2 separate regions of the Homo sapiens genome follow, and region 2 is linked to region 1. A link is a loop called in an ENCODE intact Hi-C map of the cell type or tissue named here. Cell type or tissue: MCF 10A. All regions are shown on one strand. Each heading gives the region's core, and the rest is flanking DNA. Links, peaks and the distances in the headings are about the cores only. Region 1 has its middle 76 kb from the start of ACTL8. Region 2 has its middle 150 kb from the start of ACTL8.

Region 1 (2,805 bases), core at 84-2,583:
ACCCACAGCAGCTAAATTCCGACTGCCAAGCCTTTATTAGTGGTGACAAAAGGTAGCAAAAACAGCACAGAGCTTTCTACTCCCAGGTGGGGGTTGCAGTCCCAGGAATTAGTCATGTTTTGACTGGTAGAGTTATGGAATTCATAATGGAGGCCCTGGAGAAATTAAACCCGGATTACGACCAACCCCTTCCCCCTGCCGAATGTCTCCAGTGGGAGCAACATGGCAAGGCTCTCAGTCGCTCCAGGAGACTGATTTGCTGGCTGGAAGAGCTGGGCTAAGATCATGACCCCACAAGCACAGGGTTACAGAGGAGATGGCTCTGGCCTGCCCCCCACCTCCCTGGGGGTATGTCCACTCCCATCAAACCCTAAGGAGTGGGAGTCAGGTCTGTTCTCCATGTCCCCAGCAGCCCCACCTGGTGTTCAGCAAGGCTTGCCAAGATGAATCTGTGTCTTCAGTTCATCAGTGTTGTCCTTCCTAGGTGAAAGCAATGTCCTCTCCCTGGAGGGAGGTAATTGTAGAGGGGACAACCACAGATCTAGGTAATCAGGAGAATGGCCTGAATTTGGGCGAGTGTCATTAACTCTGTATTAATTACAGAAGAAGAGTAGACCCACCTCTCATACTCTGATTTTAGGGCCTCTTAAAACTCTGAAGATTCCTAAGATGGTTGTATATCAAGATCCTAACACGTTAGTGGAAAAGTTAATCAAAAGGACAGGATGAAAAGGAACCTTTCCTAGTAGCATGAATGTGTGCTGGGGCCCGTGCATCATCGTGGAGTCTCCTGGCATCCTTAGTCCTGGATTTTTCTTGCAGTGATTCAGGGAGAAAAATTACCTTTATTGAGCACCTACTATGTGCCAAGCTCTGCTAAGCCACTTTACAAACATGCTTCAATTTAACAGAGCCTAGCAAAGGGCCTAGGACACAGAGAAAGTGCTTACTGAATTTCACTAAATGGATAAATGGCTTTAATTCCCATATCAGCCTTATGAGTTAGGTATTATTATCACCACTTTACAGATGAGGCCATGGAACCAGAGACGGGCAGTGCTTTGCCCAAAGCAACACAGCTTATAAGTGAGGAACAGAGATTCCGGCCTGCATCTGCCTGACTTTGACAACAGAGTTTGTCCTCTCCGCCAGGGTTCCTGCTTTCTCAGTAGGGACTGGCTTCTTGGAACCAGAAATCATGAATGAGAGGGGAGAGGAGGTGAGAAGCCCAGGGGAGCTGTCCAAGACTTGTAGTGCTGAACGGAAGAGCTAATGGAACAAGCACAGATGTACGCAACTGACGAAGAGCTGGTCTTGCCCTCAATGTGAATTCATCTCATTTTTCCACCTTGAGATTACTCTTCCGAAGTCTTTCACTCTGGGCTGCCTTTCCTGCCATAACCCAGGCACTAAAATAGCTCCAAAATTGATAACTAATTGCAACCACTGCTGGAGGATAGGGAAGATCTGTTAGCCCCTCAAACTCACCAAGACCCCAAGTATCACTGAAGCCAAATTCCCAACCCAAGACATCAGAGGGGAACAAGGTCCCAGGTGATATAGAATTGTTAGCCTAGAGTCTAGTGAAATATCTATTTTATGGTGTATGTTATCACTCTTTGTCTGATCCCTCTCTGAGCCCCTATATTCTCCGAGCTATACCCAGAGAGCCCTGCGTTCTCCAGTGATGTCATAATTCTGCTTACAAGTCTGTCCTTGATGTGACCCCTGATGTCCTTCAAGAGCTGAGCCTGTCAACAACCACCTTCATCCTTCCCTACTCCCTCTCATTCCCCAGCCACTTCAAATGTTCCATCTATTTAACCCCCCATACCAAGGTGTCAAAGGCAACCATGGGGGTGGCAGTGGGGAAAAGCATTCCAAACAAAAGGAACAGCATCTGCAAAGTCCTGTTCCTCTGGCAAGAGCCACCTCAGGCATCATTTCCTACAAGAAGACACCTCTGGCTGTTTACCTCTCCCTGGTGCCATGTACCCTCCGACACCTGTGATACCTCCGTGTCCAGAATGTGATTCTACCCCATCACTCCATGTCTTAGTCTGTTCCTGCTGCCATAGTAAAATACCACAGACTGCATAATTTACAAAGATTAGAAATGTTTGGCTCACAGGTCTGGAGGTCAAGATCAAGGCACCCACAGATCTGGTGTCTGGTGAGGGTCCACTCTCTGATTCCAAGACCGTGCCTTATCGCTGCATCCTCCAGAAGGGAGGAATGCTGTGCTTTCACATTGTGGAAGACTGGAGGGCCAGGCACACAAGGCCCTCTTCTATGGGGAATTAGTCCCATTCATGAGGACAGAACCCTCATGACAATCACTTACTTCCGAAAAGGCCCCACCTTTTTACCACCACCACTATGGGGATGAGGTTTCAACATGAATTTTGTAGGGATACAAACATTCAGACCACAACATTCAGACAAGAAAAGAAATTACCCTGCAATGCCTTTCCCCGGGGAAACTAAGCCAGCACTTTATGTTTTAACCATGTTGTATCACTAGCATCTATCTGCCTGTGAACAAGTACATATAAAATGAGCCAGGTGTGTGCCTAGGGATTTGGCCAATAGAGGCTGGTGTGTACGAAATAATAGCTAACCTTCATGTGCCTGGTGTTCGCTTAGTGTTTTATGTATGTTAACTCACTAAAACTATATGGCAATCATCTAAGCCACCCTGAGGTAGGCATCTTTATTGGGCCCACTTTACAGAGAGGCAAAGTAAGGCATAGGGAGGTTAGCAGAGCCAGAAAGCAGCAGAGCGGGGACTGCAGTCCATGAAGT
Region 2 (2,805 bases), core at 160-2,659, 78 kb before region 1:
CTCCAGCCTGGCGACAGAGCGAGACTCCATCTCAAAAAAAAAGAAAGTTTATTTTGCCAAGGTTGAGGATGCAGCCATGACACAGCCTCAGGAAGTCCTGACGACATGTGCTCAAGGTGGTCAGGGCACAGCTTGGTTTATACATTTAGGGAGACATGAAATATCAATCAATATATGTAGGAAGTACATTGGTTCAGTATGGAAGGACGGGACAACTTGAAGCAAAGGCAGGAAGACTGGAAGTGGTGAGGGAGCTTCCAGGTAACAGAGAGGTGATACGCAAATGGTAACATTCCTTTGAACTTCTTCTTTTTTTTTTTTTTTTTTTTGAGACAGAGTTTTTGCTCTGTTGCCCAGGCTAGAATGCAATGGTGTGATCTCAGCTCACTGCAACCTCCGCCTCCTGGGTTCAAGTGATTCTCCTGCCTCAGCCTCTCAAGTAGCTAGGATTACAGGCACCTGCCACCATGCCTGGCTAATTTTTGTATTTTTAGTAGAGACAGGGTTTCACCATTTTGCCCAGGCTGGTCTCGAACTCTTGAACTCATGATCCGCCTGCCTTAGCTTCCCAAAGTGCTAGGGTTACTGGCGTGAGCCACCATGCTGCCCTGCCAGCCTGACTCTTTTGAGTTTCTGATTAGCCTCTCCAAAGGAGGCAAATCAGATATGCACCAGTCTCAGTGAGAAAAGGAGTGCTTTGAATAGAATGGGAAGCAGGTTTGCCCTGAGCAGTTCCCAGCTTGAGCTTTCCTTAGTGATTTCAGGTGCCCAAGATATTCTCATTTCACAGATTTCAGGTGTTAGGAGAAATGGCATTGGTGGCATTGATAACCCCAAATCACACAGGGTCAGAGCTAATCCCTCTTGAATTCTATTTCAGTCCCTCTGATTACACCAATGAGTCATCTCCCTTGGTGCTACTCTTCAACGATGTTTATTTTTTAACATTTTCCCTTTTTAACAAAGAGCCTCATATTCATGGTCTTTGCCTAAGCTGCAGGATCTAGCCAGAATTTAATTAACACTGATTGGGTTTCACGGTATTTATTTATATTGATGGCATATGATTCTGATTTTCTATGTACAGCAGTGATCAGAAGTTTTCTCCATTACTAAATTTATTAATGTGTTCAAAAATAAAGTGGAGAAAACAATGGAACACGTGGTACGCAGACACAACAGAAGTGATGACATGATATCTGAGTAAGGCAACACTGAGAAGGGGGTCAAAGAATGTCTGAACTTGAGAAACTGTTTACACCTTTGTGAGCAGGAAGAGGAGGAAATCCCGAACTGAGAAAGGAATGGTAGCAAGTGAGAAGAGGAAGACCACTTAGGACTCATAAAAGCTGACTGCAAATTACAAACAGGAGGCAATAAATGGGGACATCTATCTCCTGTGAGCGACCAAGGTGGGCACTGCAGTGAACTTGGATGCTGTACGAATTCTCACCCTTCCCTCCCCTCCCTCCATATAGATATACTTTTTACGGTCCCAGGCATTCAGCCTTGTCAATGGTCATCAGGGGGCCTGAATTTTAGCAGAATCCACATATCCCTTCTGGCTGATCCTGGGCCTGGTTGCCCCTCCTTCATTCCCCCCTAGCCCATGTTTGGTCTATTAAGCAGGGGAGAGCCCAACCCTGCAGTCTGAGTTGCCGACTCCCACGGGGACTGGCTTCTGGTGGGATTTAGCCAGTAGGAGGCACTGTTGGAAAATTGAAAGGGCAGGAGGAAGAGAAGCTAGAGTAATTCTCTCCCTTACTTTCCGCTAAGCAGTTCTCCAGTGGCCGCCCCTCCTCCATGACTCTAGCACCACTGGACAGGGACAGGGTGGCTGTGGTTCCAGCTCCCCATTGGCTGCCTGGGCTCCTGTACCACCATCTGCTCCCTTTTCCCAGCAGCCTAGGGTTCATAGCAGCTTCCTTTCCAATGTTTTATTTTCCAGCTCTTCCATCACCTGTAGATGCCGATTTACTTAGTAAGCCCTTATCTATCCCTGCTGTTTTAAATACTTACTTAGGGCAGCTTCTGTCTTCCTGGTTGGGTCCTGACTGATACACCTCCCAAAACCTTTGCTTATTCAGAAATAACCTTATGTTGCTCTATGAAGAACGACCTCTCATTAGACTCATTAAATGTTGGATCTGAGAATAGTTGGTTTATTCTGTTTACAACGAGATAGATCAGGGGTCAGAAACTTTTCCTGTGAAGAGCCAGATAGTAAATATTTTAGGATTTGTAGACCACATAAGTCTTTGTAGCAGTCTTTGTTGTGTTTTTTAATTAAGCCCTCTACAAATGTAAAAACTATCCTTAGCTGTGGGTGGCACTAAAGCAAGCTGTGGGCCAGGTCTGCCCCATGAACAGTAGTTTGCTGACTGCTACAACAGTGGAGAAATACACACCCTGCCTCCCCACTCTCCAGTCACATGGCTGAGTGTGGCCCAGTCCCCTCTCCAGGGTCAGGGCTGGTCATGTGACCTGGGTCTGGCTGATCAGAGCCTCCTATTTTCCTGGCCCTACATTGCCTCTAAACATAAAAAGTGCTTTGGGAAGGGCATCCCCACAGGAAAAATAGCATTTGAAATAAATTCACCCACTTTATGCCAGGTATTGTACTAGGCACTTTCATGCCCAATCTCTTTTAATCCTCATAGTGGGGCTTAGAGACCTGAATGAATAAGTCCCTCGAGGTAAGTGGCAGGGCCAGGTTTTGGAAGCAGATGATTTTGGCTTCAAATCTGTTTATGCACTAGGCCATCCTAAAATAAAGCCTGGGGGCTCAAGACAGAAGAGAAGAGA

Evidence for each region. Peaks named below come from ENCODE experiments on the same cell type or tissue, not always from the same donor. Only the 100,000 strongest peaks of a DNase experiment are listed, where the experiment ranks them.
Region 2: a loop joins it to region 1, with 2.1 times the contacts of the local background. A loop is called at or near these places in 3 of 110 quality-filtered maps.

The regions. Positions count from the first base shown.
Region 1 is chr1:17,830,222-17,833,026 of GRCh38, reverse strand. No RefSeq gene overlaps it. Among named protein-coding and RNA genes, the nearest start is that of ACTL8, 76 kb to the right of the region's middle. In MCF 10A, for the core only: no CTCF peak of the experiment used is centred there; a DNase peak (open chromatin) is centred at 1,236.
Region 2 is chr1:17,908,752-17,911,556 of GRCh38, reverse strand. No RefSeq gene overlaps it. Among named protein-coding and RNA genes, the nearest start is that of ACTL8, 150 kb to the right of the region's middle. In MCF 10A, for the core only: a CTCF peak has its summit at 1,669 (motif pointing right); no DNase peak of the experiment used is centred there.